Regions from separate parts of the Homo sapiens genome. Here region 1 is linked to region 2. Evidence: read pairs that join two places in POLR2A ChIA-PET (ENCODE). Cell type or tissue: A673. All regions are shown on one strand. Each heading gives the region's core, and the rest is flanking DNA. Links, peaks and the distances in the headings are about the cores only.

What was found. ChIA-PET counts read pairs that join two places held together with the same protein. Peaks named below come from ENCODE experiments on the same cell type or tissue, not always from the same donor. Only the 100,000 strongest peaks of a DNase experiment are listed, where the experiment ranks them.
Region 1: POLR2A ChIA-PET joins it to region 2 with 10 read pairs; 2 of 35 experiments call an interaction of 5 or more read pairs at or near these places.

What each region holds. Positions count from the first base shown.
Region 1 is chrX:118,102,936-118,111,166 of GRCh38, reverse strand. The region is part of intron 1 of KLHL13 (kelch like family member 13); the gene reads left to right. Among named protein-coding and RNA genes, the nearest start is that of KLHL13, 9.8 kb to the left of the region's middle. In A673, for the core only: no CTCF peak of the experiment used is centred there; no DNase peak of the experiment used is centred there.
Region 2 is chrX:117,969,282-117,977,512 of GRCh38, reverse strand. The region is part of intron 2 of KLHL13 (kelch like family member 13); the gene reads left to right. Among named protein-coding and RNA genes, the nearest start is that of KLHL13, 140 kb to the left of the region's middle. RefSeq lists a silencer at 4,533-4,827. In A673, for the core only: no CTCF peak of the experiment used is centred there; a DNase peak (open chromatin) is centred at 4,632; H3K4me3 peaks cover 2,531 bases; H3K27ac peaks cover 2,965 bases.

The DNA.
Region 1 (8,231 bases), core at 2,124-7,123, 130 kb before region 2:
TTTTCGATGAGATTGTACACCTTGCAGTAAACTGCTTAAATCAGGGCCTTGCACATAGTATGTTGTTGCTGTGGGTGGTGGAGATTAGGGAGGTAAATAAACTACTTTATCTTTCCCAATAGCTTGCTCATAATAGTTACCATGTAAATATATACTGATTTACTCATGCAATAACTGTAAATAGAGGACTGGCTGTGTGGTTCTCATGTCATAGGAAAATAGATATGGCAGGGTCATGTAATTGAAATGAGCCAAGACTCGTCTGTTAGTACTCTCATCTGGTACCATTCAGAGCAGTTTAGTTTTTGTTTTTCTGTTGTTATTTAAACCAACCTATGCTTCTTTAGCACAAGAGAGTCTTTTGTGGGGGTGGGGGTAAGAAATTCAGTTAAGAACTTATTTAATGTGATTAGACACTTATTTTTTTGCAGTTGTTGAACATTTATTGAACTGCTAATGTGTATAGAAATCTGTATTAAGAGCAAGAGAAGGCCGGGCATGGTGGCTCACGCCTGTAATACCAGCACTTAAGGAGGCCGAGGCGGGCGGATGATAAGGTTAGGAGATCGAGACCATCCTGACCAACATGGTGAAACCCTGTCTCTACTAAAAATACAAAAATGAGCTGGGCGTGGTGACATGTGCCTGTAATCCCAGCTACTTGGGAGGCTGAGGCAGGAGAATCGCTTGAGACAGGGAGTTGGAGGTTTCAGTGAGCCAAGATCGTGCCACTGCACTCCAGCCTGGTGACAGAGCGAGACTCAGTTTCAAAAAAAAAAAAAAAAAAAAGAAAAAGAAATAGAAAAGTAGAAAAGAGAAAGGTAGAAAACAAATGAGACATGATTCCTGACCTTCCTTAGCCCCAGCGCCCTGCATGGTTACATGGGGACATGAGTGTGCGTTACAATTCTTTATTTTCCTCTGTAAACTTGACATCATTAAGATTAAAAACATGCAAAGGAAAACCCAAGAGTTAATTGAAAACTCTTCTTAGCGTCCATGATATGAATTGGGTTTTAATTATCCTAACACAACCCCCCTCAGTATTATCTTTATATAACATCTTGACAGCCTTTTCCTTTCTAACTAAACTAAAACAACATGGATTTTCTTGTTCTTTACCAATACACAATTGGTGTATTTTCTTTTGTTTTTGGTAGAGATGAGGTCTCACTATGTTGCCCAGGCTGGTGTTGAACCCCTGGCCTCAAGTGATCCTCATGCTGTGGCCTCCCAAAGTATTGGGATTACAGGCATGAGCCACTGTACCTGGCCTGTTTTTTTTTCCTTCGGTTTTGTGGGGTTGCCAGTAATTACATGTCTCAAAGGATTTTTTCTGCAGTTTTCTTGCAGTTGAAAACTAGTCCTTGAAACTATTCTGCCAATTCATTCAACAAATACTTATTAAGTGCCTATTATATTCCAAGCATTGTGCTAGTCTAAACAAATAGAATCTCTGTCTAGTGCTCTTTCCATTACTTTGGGTCCTTCAAAGTGGAGCACATGTACTGATTGAGCAGGGTGGTGACAAGGTGGTGCTCCCAGGAGCCACAAAATAAAGCAGCTTGTATTTTCTTGAAGCATCTGTTTTACACAGAGATTTAGGAGAACATTAACTGGTAGCTATTTAAAAATCTTTAAACAAATTCAGATACATTCTGCCTTAGAACGCAATATTCATAGAAAATCTGAGGCAAACCCCAATATTTCAGAGAAAGTCTCTGCTTGCAAGGGCAGCTGTGGTAACCCTGAGATGACCCTTTGGAAAGCACTGAGGTGGTGCTGTACTGCCCGAATCTGTTCTTTTAGTCAAACACCCAAACATTTTCATAGCCGTAAATTCCCATGATGACCTGTGGGAAAGTTAATGGACATAAATGTTTTTCTCTGTTGCGCAATTTCAAGGGTACATGTTGGTTACCCTTGGTCTAATGGTCTAAATCTAAACATGTGTTGAGTTCTTACAGAGTTTTTAATGTTGGTGGGTAATGGCTAAGAGTGACTATGAAGGACCTGCCTAGGGAATGATATTTTCAGAATAGAGGTTATTAGGCCTGACGCAGTGGCTCACTCCTGTTATCCCAACACTTTGGGACGCCTAGGCGGGAGCATTGCTTGAGCCCAGGAGTTCAAGACCATCCTGGGCAACAAAGCGAGACCCTGTCTCTATAAGAACAAAAAAAAATTTAAAAATTAGCTGGGCATGGAGGCACACGCCTATAGTCTCAGCTACTCGAGAGGTTTAGGCAGGAGGATCCCTTGAGCCCAGGAGTTCAAGGTTGCCGTGGGCTACAATCACACCACTGCTCTTCAGTCTGGGTGACGGAGTGAGACCCTGTCTCAAAAAAAAAATCTAAAAAAATTTTTAAAAAAGGCTAGAGGTTATTAGAACACAAGGACCACAAACTTAAAGCAGCACAGTTCATGGTGTCAAAGCTTTGCCTTGTTCTGTGCACACTTGCCTGTCTCACTGATTTGAAGTTCACTTTTGCTAACTTTAAAGCTGCTTTCATTTACAGCATAGTATACAAATTGGTTTGTTAATTGCTGGCCACTGAAATAGTTAATACTAGAAGAAAGTTGTCAAGGATTAAGTGCTTTGAGGTTGATAAAAGGTTTCTACAGTTTGAGATGGTTTTGAAAATAGGCCAGCAGAGCATTGGAGGAATGCCTGTTACAACGTGATGGTTTAATTTGCTCCAGATGAGAAAGATGAAGAAGAAAAAGGCAAGTGAAGAAAGGGGGTGAAAGTAAATGGAGTAAGTCAAACACTAAATCTTTCAACTGATTTTCATTATTGCAGTCCCACTTTCATTGTTGTTGTTCCATGCCAGACATAGTTCACAGGGCCTGACATTGTTATATTGTTGTGTTACTGCTCAAATCTTGTAAGGACATGGGTATAGAGGATTGTGATTAGTGGATGGTCTTTATCGTCTACAGGTGAAGTGCTTTTACAGTCTATTCAGTAAAAGGAGATAAGAGTTTTGCTTGTAGTTTGTAGAGTTTTCTTTCTTGGTCCCACTTTTAAAAAAATGGTGATACATTTCTAAAGATCACTTCATTTCAACAAAGTTTTCTGTTCCACTCTTGGATGTTTCTTTTTTCTTTTAAGACAGGGTCTCATTCTGTCACTCAGGCTGGAGTGCAGTGGTGCAAAGTCAAGGCTCACTACAGCTTCAACCTCCCAAGTTCAAGTGATCTTCCCACCTCAGCCTCCCAAGTAGTTGGGACTGCAGGTGCATGCCACCACGCCTGGCTAATTTTATGTATTTTTTGTAGAGACAGGGTTTCACCATGTTGCTCAGGCTGGTCCTGAGCTCAAGCAATCCTCCTGCCTCAGCCTCCCAGTTTGCTGGGATTACAGACATGAGCCACTGCACCTGGCCTCACTCTCAGATATTTCTTAGTGGAAAGGCAGTAGAGCTTAATGGCTATGATCTTGAACCCTGGAATCATAGGCTTGGGTTCAAATCCTGACTGCCTTTTGTTGGGCAACTTGCTTCACCTCTCTGAGCCTTGTTTATCTCCCTTGTAAACTATCTCATCTAGTTTAAGGATTAAATTAATAATGCGTATAGAGTGCTAAGCACACTTAAGCCACATATGAAATATAACTATACTTATTATTATTTTCATAGATTTGTGGCTAAATTAGTTGATAACTTGGAGCATACTATAGGACCTTGGCCAATCATATATGAAGCAGAAATGTGAGGGGAAATTGTGTGTCTTCTTTGTTTATATTGTCTTAATCCTAGCTGGAATGCTATTTTTCGAATGTGCATCTCGTAAATGGTGAGTAGACTGTTTAGAAGTAACACTAGTTTTCTGGCAGACAAGAAAGTTTATGGTGAATGTTGGCTTATTACTTACTCAAATATGGCATCACATTGATTCCAAGAAAAATGTCAGTTTTTAATACAATTAGCCCAATATATATTTAAATGTGATACTGTTTGGGTTAATAGGATTTTAAATTTTAATATCCATTTTGAAGGAAAAGGGTTATGCAGGATAATGTATACTATGAACAATGTTATCTTTTAAACATGAAAACATTTGGTTTTCTGATAATCACAGGGGTCACACATTTTTCTGATTTATCTCTAATTGTTCCAGATTTTAAGTCCCCAAAGAAGAAAATACTGAAGCATTTGTAATAGTTAAGCCATTGGGAAGAGGTATAATTCTGTTGTGAATAATGTCTTCCTATGGATTTTGAGTTGTTATGGTTATTTCAAGTTTTTATCATGGTTACTGTAATAACAAATCAAATAATACCCTAAGAGAAGATAAAAGTTTGATAGTACCTTTGATAAATGAATGGATAAGTCTAAATGGAGTATTGAGAACAGCTTTAGGTGTTAGAGGGATAGACTAATCTTTTAAGTTGAGAGTACATGAATCTACCTTTCCTACTTTCTTACATGATGCCCTTTAGTTCCAATGTCAGACAAATGATGAGAGAGATAATCCTTGGTGATGAAATGCCACAGGTGCACAGAAGGGAAAAGACCAGGTAACATATTGGTCATATACTGTATATTCACAGGTTTTTATGACCGTTATTAAGATAATGTATATTCAAGTGCTTGAAAAGCTTAGCTCACTATATTGATGAAATATATTATTTATTAGCAGTGATGTCTACATTTATAAATAGTGATCATTCTCAGTATCATTTGATGATAAAAAGGCAGTATTCAAATTTATATATTTTTTAGAAAAATTAGACTTACTCTACCATTAGGTCATTAGCTCAAACCTTAAATAAAGATAATACCCTTTATTTTTAGAGCATCTTTCTTTTGAAGCATGATTAACTGTTCTTATTCTGTTTATTCCTGTGGAATATGCACAATGAGTTTAAGTAAATTGCAGAAGGGTTACATCCTGTGAGGTGGAGCTAAGAGTAGGCCTTTAGTTTCTAATCCAATGCTTTTGTACTAATGATATAAAAAGCTCTTGGCCGGGCGCGGTGGCTCATGCCTGTAATCCCAGCACTTTGGGAGGCCAAAGCGGGCGGATCACGAGGTCAGGAGATCGAGACCATGGTGAAACCCTGTTCTACTAAAAATACAAAAAAAAAAAAAAAATAGCTGGGCGTGGTGGCAGGTGCCTGTAGTCCCAGCTACTCGGGAGGCTGAGGCAGGAGAATGGCGTGAACCTGGGAGGTGGAGCTTGCAGTAAGCTGAGATCGCGCTACTGCACTCCAGCCTGGGCGACAGAGCGAGACTCCATCTCAAAAAAAAAAAAAAAAAAAAAAAAAAAGCTGTTTAGACCAAAGGATCCTTTAATATCTGTAGCCTTTCAATTGATGGGGTTAAAGCAAAATGTCAGTAATTGTGATAGCAATTTGGTATTTATCAAAATGAGTTTTGGATTCAGTAAGAATTTTATAAGTACTTTTGGTATCATATAGGTACAGTATCCACGTGAACATTTATGAACAAGCAATTATACGTAAAGCACTCTACTAGGAGGGAGAAAATGTATTCACTGCCCTGAAATAGGTTACAGTCTTGCCAGGGGCAACAGAGAACATGAGTCAATTTGATATCGGCCAATACTAATATTATTACCAAGCAGCCAGTGACTAATAAATCATTATTGCACTCATTATGAGCCTGGGACCCTTCCAAGTGCATCTGATGCATTGATACATTTAAACCACATAACAATACTATGAGGTAGAAACTATTATTAGCCCCACTTTACAGATGAGGAAACTGAGGCATATAGATGCTGGATAACTTGCCTGTGGTTACACACCTAATATGTATAAGAACTAGGAGTAAAATCCATGTAGTCTGATTCTTGAGTCTATGCTTTTAACCACAACACTTCCTTTCATGCTATCTCTGACAGAGGCCATTATATAACAGAGCATGATATCTAAAAAAGGCATGTTAGAAAACAGATTCTAGAGAAATAAAGAGAAATGATCAGATGAGGGTGTTAAAGTTGGAAAGATAGTTTGAAGAAGGCACTTTTAAAGGAGGTCTTATTGAAAAGCAAGGAACGTATTTCTGAATATTTCAATGCTCAAAGCTATGTGTACATATGTGCATGTGTGTGCACAGGTGTGTGTTGGTATATGTGTGTGGGCGTGTTTATTTTAAACTGGAAAAAAACTTTAGAGGTTAAAACAAATTGACAATCTTTTTACTGACAGCTAATCAGAGCTCTGTTTTTGTGTACAATATTTTGACTTCACAATCCTGTGTCGAAAAAAATATTTAACGGCTTTATTAAGATATAATTCACTCATCATACAATTTACCTGTTTAAAGTAATATAATTCAGTAATGTTTAGTATACTCACAGAGCTGAGCAACTGTCACCACAATTTTAGAACATTTTTATCACCTCAGAAAGAGAAATTTGTTTTGAAACAAATGTGGCCACAAAGAGGATGGAACTAGTGTGTCTGTTGGTACTACTGCTTGTCTATCAAAATGTTCATGATTTATGCTCAGTCTAACACAGACCTCATGCTGTTTTTCTGCAGTCTAGCTCCAAATTGCTGTAGAGCTCCTCCTCCTTTGAATTTAATTTTGATCGGTGACAGTCTTTCAAGGCAGTATGTATTGATCTAATTTTGAATTCTCAATTCAAGTTGATTGTATATTTGTATTTGTCATAAAGGTATTGATCTTAGTTCTAAATAGCAAAGCCAGACTCGTATTTAAAACAAAACTGCTAAACCCACTAGTATGAGTGGCTACCTCCTTGTCTGTGTATGCTCTATAGTGGGCCAGAGCCAAAGATTTCTGAGAAATTTTATGTGTATACACTGATATTTTTAATTACTTCTAAAAGTTATACCTGATATAGGTTACTAGTGGACAGATGATTGAGGTAAAAGCAACTCCTCCACGCCATTTTTTTTGGCTGGGGCATAGTATTGGGGTGGTGTGTTATGGAAAATGTCTTTTTTTTGAGACAGGGTTTCATTCTGTTTTCTAGGCTAGAATGCAGTGGCATGATCACAGCTTACTGTAGCCTTGACCTCTGGGGCTCAAATGTTTCTTCCACCTCAACCTCCTGAGTAGCTGGGAACACAGGCGCACATCACCATGCCTGGCATTTTTTTTTTTTTTTTTTTTTTTTTTAGTGGAAATGAGGCCTCGGTATGTTGCCCAGGCTGTTCTTGAACTTCTGGGCTCAAGTGGTCCTCCCACCTTGGCCTCCCAAAGTGCTGGGATTACAGGTGTGAGCGACTGCATGTGGCTGAAAAATGTCTTATAAAATGTATTCCATGATACTATGTACAGATAGTATGAAATAACTGGAATTAAAAAAAATTCGGCCACTGACTTTTCAGCTATTTAGGGTTCAAAAAAGATACAGTTAGTGTTTATAGTCAAGGACTGTGTTTCTGTCCAGTGGGAGTTACCAAACCAAATATCTCTGTGTGTGTTGGGGGAGGCAGGCTGTTCCCAGGTCTTCATTAAAGTAATAAGCTACAGTCAGTGTTATCTTTCAGACTAAATAATTACTATTTCCTTTCTATTATTAAAAAATGACCTTCAGACATAATTAAATGTCTTAAAGAACATAGGTGTCTTTTAAAATGTGTTAATCTTAGGTTGCTCTCTTTTTCTTCTTACAATTTTTCTTACTTTTAATTTTACCGAATTTTTCTTTCAGAATGATCTTGAAATGTCATTTTACACTTTTTCAGTATTTTTAAATGCCTATTATCTACTTGGGTTGTTTCTACTCAGGGGCCAAAGTAGTTTTAGTTGAAGTTAAAGTGAGTTGATAAAATGATTTCCTGTGAATCTTAAGTAAAGTTTTTATTTGCATAGATGGAATTTCTGCTTTGCCATGTATGGCAAAAGGTGTGGTGATCTCACAGCTAGTAGGTAGGATAAAATCAATTAAGGTGGCACTGCTGTCACTAGAATAAAAAATCTATGCATACCTTTATATTAATTAGATGAAAGCTCCTCTTTATCACTAAGCTCAACAGTTGACATCACCTGGAGTCAGGGAGTCAGGTGCCGTGGAGTTAAAAACAGAAAGCATGCTCGATTTAGAAATTCTGGCATATATGTATGATGCTACCTTTTCTCACAACTAGATTTTGGTTATTAAGCCATTGTGATATTGGGCTATGTTAAAAGACATTAGAAACCTGTTCATTTAAGACAAGCCAAATTGGTCTGATATAAGAGGGTCATGCTGAATGAGAAAGTATCACATAATTTAGGAGAGAGGAT
Region 2 (8,231 bases), core at 1,657-6,656:
GGACATCAGGAAAAAAATGGAGCAAGAGATTAGAAACATGATATATTAGTTCATTTGGTGAGGTGGTACTGGTGACAAACTATACTAGTCAGTTAGCAAATTAAGTTTTACTATAAAATTATTTAGGAACATATGCATTGAGAAAAAAAATCAGAGTATTGGCAATATATTTACGTTTTCTCTTATACTGTGACTGCTTAAATTATATTTTCTTCCTGAACATTCTTAAACATCTTCTGGAATTAAGATTTTGGAAATGGTTCTTCATGCACAGCTTTTCTTTTATGGTGTTTTTCTCCCACTTCTATTTTTCAGTGAACATATAATTGGAGGAGTTGATATCTCTTTGTAATCCTGTTTCTTTAGAATACATTGAGACATTTATAGAGTGTGGTTCACTTCAAATAGAAACATGCATCTTGTGGAATGGTCTCATTGGGAAGAACAGTAGGGATTCTACAAGAGTCCTATACTAGGAGATTGAAATTTGGTTTCTAGTTTCTCTTTTGCTGCTAGCTTGTGATACAACATTGGGCAAGTTAGCTTCTCTGGGTTTCAGTGTTTTCGTTTATACAATGAGGGTACTGAGAAAAATGAATTCTTAGAGTCCTAAAATTTCAACAAATCTTCTCCTTTTACATTCTAAGAGTTGGCTCTTTTTGTAGCCTTGGCCAAGACCCATCATTGTCCTTTGTTTGTTACGTCTCTGAACTGTGCATTTCACAGGTATTTTTTAACTGATTAGTTAATGTTCATAAAATGCGTCGAAGAGCTTTTATGTATGTTGTCTTTCTCTCCTGTTTTATGCAATTGTACATAATAGAAGCCAAGTGTTCTGTAATCAAAATAAGTGTTTCCTACGATGTGACCAAGGGTTTTTTGACATTTGCTATTCTAAATATTAAAGTAGTGGGACACTGAGCCTGCATAAAATTATATTTAAAATATATGTTGAATCATTTTTGTTCATTCCATAGGTGAACATATTTTTAGTTCTAGAATGTAATGGGAATTATAATTACACTCCATAGTTATGACTGGATTCTCCACCAGGGTAGTAACATCTGATTTGTTTGGATGCTGCCAACTTGTAATTAGGATGATTTTACCTGGCTGAAGTTTATTTCTAAATAATATGTGAGGAATAGTGTTGTTAAGTGAATTAATAGTGTAAAGTGTTGTTCATGAACTGTATTTCTGATTAAAGGGATTATTTTTAAGGACTTTGGCATAATAGTTGTTTGCTCATGAGAGGTAATTATAAGTGACTTAATAATTTATTAAAGGAAAAGTAAGAACTGAATATATATACATCTCCACCATCAGATATAATGCTTTTAGGGTTTTAGGTGTTTTAGAGTGCTGAGGATGGGGTGTAGGGAGGCAGCCTTACTTTCTTTTCATGCTGAACAAATATTAAAATTATTGGGGTACCACAAAAACAAATATTAAATATTAAGTCTGCAAGGAATCTAGACTGAAAAATTGACCTGGAAGATTCATGGTATTAGATAGCTTCTTTGGAGCCCAATGAAATTCGACAAAAGTATGTTGTTTTTTTTGAATCAGTTGATTGTTTATAGAAGAATAATAACTTATAGAAGGATATTCTTATAGAAGAATAATAATCTTTACAATAAAATGATCTTCACTTGTTTGTGGTGGTTCCCTTTTTGGGAATTTGGAAAACTCTACCTTAACTTGCCTGTTTTCCACTCATCAATGTTTGAGAAGTCTTCATAGACAGATAAACTCCTGGAAACACTTCACTACCATGTTTTTTACACAGGTTTTTGGATCTTCATTCTCAGAAGGTGAAGTAGACCAGGCACGGTGGCTCACGCCTTTAATCCCAGCACTTTGGGAGGCCAAGTCGGGTGGATCACCTGAGGTCAAGAGTTCGAGACCAGCCTGACCAGTATGGTGAAACCTTGTCTCTACTGAAAATACAAAAATTAGCCAGGCATGGTGGCAGGTGCATGTAATCCCAGCTACTCAAGAGGCTGAGGCAGGAGAATTGCTGCAACCTGAAAGGCAGAGGTTGCAGTGAGCCTGGATTGTGCCACCGCACTCCAGCCTAGGTGACAGAGGGAGACTCCATCTCAAAAAAGCAAACAAACAAAAAGATTCATAAGCTGGAAAATGATTGAGTCTCTTTTCTAAAACATCACCTCCTTACTACATAATATATAGCTGCTTTATGTTTTATATTTTTAAATGTTTGCAAATGCTTCGGGTTTTGAAAATTTGTTTGAAACTCACTGTGGAATAAGACATTTCAAACTTGATGTGTTCATACATGTGTGTGGCTGTGTGTGTGTGTGTGTGTGTGTGTATGTATTTCTCCTTCTTTGGATTTCAAACAAGTTGCCCCTGCTGATTATACCTGAGGCCTTTTTGCTATATAACCATTAAGGATTATTGCAGAAAGCCTTCTAATGTAAAATATTGACTATAATTTATGTGTATTAATGGCAGGTTAAAAAAAACTTTTAAATATATTTTGGCCACTAGCGCATTGATAAATATTCCTTTCTCTGACTCATTTGACAATTTCTGTGAGTCTGTTTTGTGTGCAAGTACTAAAAGGAGTTGGATATGTAATTTAACCCTTTAAAATGCTTGACTGGGTTTTTGGGGGCTGTTTCTTTTGTATGATAGGTTGAATAAAAATTGTATGTAAGGTAATGATGGCTGACATAATTTTAATATTTACAAAGTTCATATATTACTTGTCAATCTTTCAAAATAAGCTTTCTCTTTCCATATATGTATGTATGTGTATATGTACATACTGCATGTACATATATGTTTTGTGCTTCACAGGAAAATAGTAGTTTGTCTTTTTGCCTTGATATTGGTCTGTATCTTAAAAGGAAGGCATTTGTGATTATGTTAGTTGATTTCATGCTGTATTTCTTATATACTAAATTTGGTATTTTGGAATTTTTGAAAATAGTTCCTTACTGTAGAAACATTCATGTGTGTTTCTAAAATACAGATGAAAAAGCCTCTTAGGGGACTAAATCTCAATCTTTAAAAACTAGGAATAATTTGGAAAGAATATTCGAACGCTAACTATTTAAGTTGGAAGCATGAGTTTATTGTTTGGATACAGACTTGAAAGTAAATATGAGCTTTGTTCCTGCAGTGATTTTTTAAAAATAGGTAGTTGCTTTCATGTCAATCATGATCTGCCTTTACTAAGCTTGCATTGATGGAAATGGATAATTCTGTTTTTAGGTAGAAGCAGAAGGGTACTATGATTGTGAATTGCCTATATCAGAAGTAAAATTCTTCAGCCTGTAAATAAACAGTTCAGCATAATACTCATTTAACCTATATTCACTTTTTAGAATTGTGTAGAAAATTTGTGAGTTTGTTTTGGTGCTTTAAACAGAAGCTTAAAAGTCACTTTCAGGGCATTTACAACGCTATTTTCTGGCAGTATTTTGAAACAATATAGATGAGCCCTTTATTTGCCATTGCTTTCATGAAATACCTCAAGCTGCCTTTGACAGCAGCTTCAATTTTTGAACCTCCTTGACAATCGCTAATCCCTATAGGTTACCGGACCCGCTGTTGAGCTTTGGAGTGGTCCCTGCTGGACACCTGCTTGGCCAGCAGTGTTGGTCTTTCCTCTAGGCAATTTGTGAGCTGTCTGCGGGGGAGGGAGGGGAGGAGTGGGGGGGGTGGTGAACAAGAGGGGAAAGGGGAGAGAAGGGGAGGGCAGTATTGAATTAGATTGTTGATAGCGTCCCTCTGAGGACTGCTATTAAGAGCATGCTACTCTGTACTTCGCTGCTGCAGAAGAGAGAGTGATATTTGTGTTACTACAGCATGTTGTAAATGTGTGAGATTTTGCTCATCTCAGCTTGGAAATAAGAATAGGGAAAGGAGAGCAACTTGAATCAGAAGCTACTAGAAGAACCTGCAGAGTTCTGAAGCAGTTTATATTCTTCTTACATTTTGCCTTCTCCTAGCTGGAAAGCAGAGGGACTGGAATTTTTGAAACGGGCTTTTCCCATAATGGCATTCTTGATTTGTGTGGCCAGAGCTTGCACAGGAGGAAAGCAGGCTGCTGAATTTAGTCACTGATCTCTATTAGCGGTAGCCTAAGGCTATGCTGAGGTTTATATCCCATTTGTATTGTTGCAGCTCAAAAGAAGATTGTTCAGAGGATGACAAGTGTATTCTGAGTAGGTATGTTGTTGTTTCATTTTCATATGAAACCCATCTATGTTTTTTCTTGCTACTATTGGTCAGAAATCAGGTTAATAGGTGCAGAATATAGTACAGTGCTGCAGTATCCCTGTTAAGGTAGAACAATGGTATTGCAAGCTTAAAAAAAAAAAGCCTGGCTGCTTTTATTAAATAAAGCTGCATTGTATGGTATGCACAGTGCAGTCCTAAAAAAATATACTGCAGTCAACGCTTTTCTGGCACTATTGTTGAGTTGGAATGATTGAATCATCATATTGCTTTAGGGGACAGAAGAATTTAAGGAGGTACCTTACAGCCCTATTTTACAGATTGGAAGCATCGGTTTAAGGGCACTGGCAGAATCCTTTGCTTGTTCTCCGCGGCAGCCACTGCTGTGTCAGTACAGTGTGGAATGGAAGTCTTAGTTGGTAGTCTGTTATGGAAACGCTCTTTACTGTTATTGTAGTACCGTGGTGACAACATGCCATTGAAATGGAAAACGAGCTCTCCTGCTATCTGGAAATTCCCAGTTCCTGTGCTTAAAACATCCAGGTCAACTCCACTTTCTCCAGCATACATGTAAGTGAGAGAAAATAGGATATTAAAGTGGGATTTCATTCATGAATCTACCTTGTGGCAAAATGGGGGCGGGGGAGCCCCCAAACAGCAACATCCAAAAACCTACAGGATTAAAAACCTCAAGCTTGCTTACATTTAAAGATGTTGGCATGCCCACACTTCATCATTGTTTTGTTTTTCTAAAGTTTATGTTTATTTAAAGTGTTTAATGGTAATCTAATTACCAGTGTGAAAGTACAAAGGCATACCTAAGGAATTGCAAAAGAATTAACTTTAATATTTAACATATGTTGGATTTGTTTGAATTTTTGAATATCTAAAACACTTAGGATGACTTCTTTTGTGTAATGGCATTAAAAATTGATGATTGATGGTGGTGTGTTAAATATGGTAATGCCTCTTTACTATTTTTTCATGAATTAAAAACAGAGTTAACATTGATCAGAAAATGAGTCTTTTAATTGAGACTTTTATACTTTAGTTGTGTATGAATATTAATATGTTTGATAGTACATCTTTCTCAGTTTTATCATTCAAGTTCTGAAGTGTAAGTTTGAATTTGTGCAAATTATATCTCTATGAGCAGTTATATTATGGGGATTGAAAAAGTATTCTACAAATGTCTGTTTTAAAAATGTATTTTAAGTAAATACGTACTGAAGTGCACTGGGAAGTCTTTCTAGAAGTTTTCAAAATTTTTGAAAATCTTTTTAAATTTGCAGTGTTGCTTTAAAGGCAAAATCCAGGAGATATAATAAAATGTTCTTTTAAAGTATTGTTCATGATCCTTTTTGGTGGAGGAAAACCGAATCTTTTTTTAAAGAAAATATTAGTACGAGAAAAGCTTTTGAAAAGAATGTTTTAAATTTGAGTGTTATTTTTAAAATATTTATCAGTAGGAAAAATGTGGAAAACTTCTCCTGCCTTAGTTTAATTGTGTATTTAGAGCTGTGGTGAGTTGCCATTTTTTAACTTAGTTTTTGTTTTATGTGAGGTAGAGATGCACAATTATATCTATCTCTTTCTTTGAAACCCTTTCAGATGCTGAGGAAGTGTGGTTATGCTCTCAGTCCAAAAGAAGCAATTCCCTGGAAAGTGTTGAAAAATGAGGCCATTTCAGAGTTAAATCCTGTGGTCATTTTATTTTCAGATTTTTTAATGCTCCTTTCCGTTTATGCTCCAGGATATTTTTATCTCTTTGGGTGTTAAACTTTATGAAGTAAAAAAAAAAATAGGCTAGTTTGTAAAAATAAACCAGCTATATTTGTTTTTCAAAAACTGTTTGTCAAAAGCACAAATTAATGGAGGTGACAAGTTAATGGAGGTGAGAAGTTAATGGAGCTCTTTCACATAATTCGAGAAAATAGGATGCTTCCTGACTTTATGCATCTTAACTGGCAAGAAATGACTAAAGATTTACCAAAAGCAACTTTATTATAAAAACAAAACAAAACAAAACCTCACTAAAATCAGGTTACAATTATAATGGTTATTAATGTTTCTAATATTCCTACTATATTTGATTGTCTAAAAGATCCAAATTGCAGCCCTTATTGCCCCTGATTTGTCGATTTTTAGAGATGGTGAAATAAATCCCCATGTTTTATTAAATTCATGCCAGCCACAAGCTCAGATACAACTCAACACAACATTTTAAATTAATCACTTTCTTCCTTTTAAGTGCTTACCTCTTTGACCTGATGATATGAGTGAATCAATTTAGAAGATAGAACCTACAAAATATAATAGATCTTGCATGTTGACTGTTGGTTGTTGGTAGTACACATAGGTAGAATGGAAAAATATATTCAAAGAGCTTATGGTAGGCTGAAGTATTTTGACATTGTAACAGACTATTTTGACATTACAACACTCTATATTATTGAATTGGTCTTAACTTATTTTTCTTTTTATGTATATTAATACTTAATAGTAAGTAAATATGCACAGATAGAAATTTATGTGAAATGTAGCAAGACTAGCTTGGGGAGTTTAAATCAGGTTTTTAAATATGTTGTTTAGTTTTTGACCATTTTAGATCACAGTTCATTGCCTCACTTGGCCAAAAATAAAAACATCATGTTTAACATGTTTTTCTCATCAGTACTTCTCTATATTCCTCAACACATTTACACACAAAATGATACTTAAGTATAGCATAATTCCACTTCAAAAATGATAAAGACTGAATTAGATTACTGGGTCAAGTAACATTATATTTGTTCTCACAATTGTTTGGCTGGCAAACATAGGTTTAAATGGTTACTTGTGTCTTTTGGGTCTAAACTCTTTGCACTGAAATAGAATTGTTCAATTCTGACTCCTCAATAAATCGTGATATATAGGAAATTTACCTGTAAAATAATGTATAAGTATTTAAAGTAGTATTTTGAATATAGAATTCTTCATAGGTGATATAAGATCTTTTTGTACGTATGCTTGTGTAGCATCAGTATTGGTTTGTAATGTTTTATCATTACTTACCGTGCTTTGTCAAATATACATTACGTGGTTTTCATTGAAGACTTGAGTACTTTGTCAAAGACTGAAATTTCAATATGAAGTATTTTAGGTAGTAGTAAAAATGTGTTATAGTGATTGAGCATGTGTGGGAAAAATCTAAACGCTCCATGGTCTCTTTCTAAACCCAGTGTATGTGCTGCTTTGCTGTAGCTCTTCCATTGATGCTACAGATAGGGCAGTACTGCTGTGCTAGTGAAGGCTACAATAGAGAACATTTTACTTACTGCAAACATCGAGCAGCAAGACTATTACTTTTTTCCTTGTGGGTTTAAAGTCCATGTTTGTTTTCTTTCTGTTTGTTTAGAACTTGAATGACAGTTGAAATGTCCCAACATTTTTAAGTTTTCTTTATGATGAAGACTATAGTATTTGTGGCAATATTAGTAGAAATAGCATCTTATATAGTATAAAGCACTTAAAAAATTTTGCTGTAATGTCATACTAGAAAAGTGGGATATCTTAAATACGAAAGATTCAGGAAAATAATACTTCAGTCTCTAGATTGATTGATGATCAAATAGTCTTTATTGGGTAGACATATTCTTTCAGCTTTAGATTTTAGCATTGCAGGGTGGTGTGCCATCTATGTGGATTTCTGAAGGGATTGTCTTGATAGAAATAGAGTGCTTGGTGACATGTGTTTGCTTTGCACTCTGTTCAACAGTAGGTTGAAGTTCAACCTTAGCCTGAGGGAGGATCTCCTGGCCAGTGTAAACTGCATTAGTAAAGACTCTGCCCCTGACAGGTGCAAACCATATAAATTACTCTGTCATTTAGCCTAAATTAATAAAGCTGAAAGAGCAATCACATCTAAGTGTTTTTATGGTGTTTAGGTATTCATTGTTTTAAAACAGCAAATGGTTCCTTCAGGCAAATATTATAGGGTTAATGCCTTGTTAGATGCTAAGGACACACTGAAATAGAAC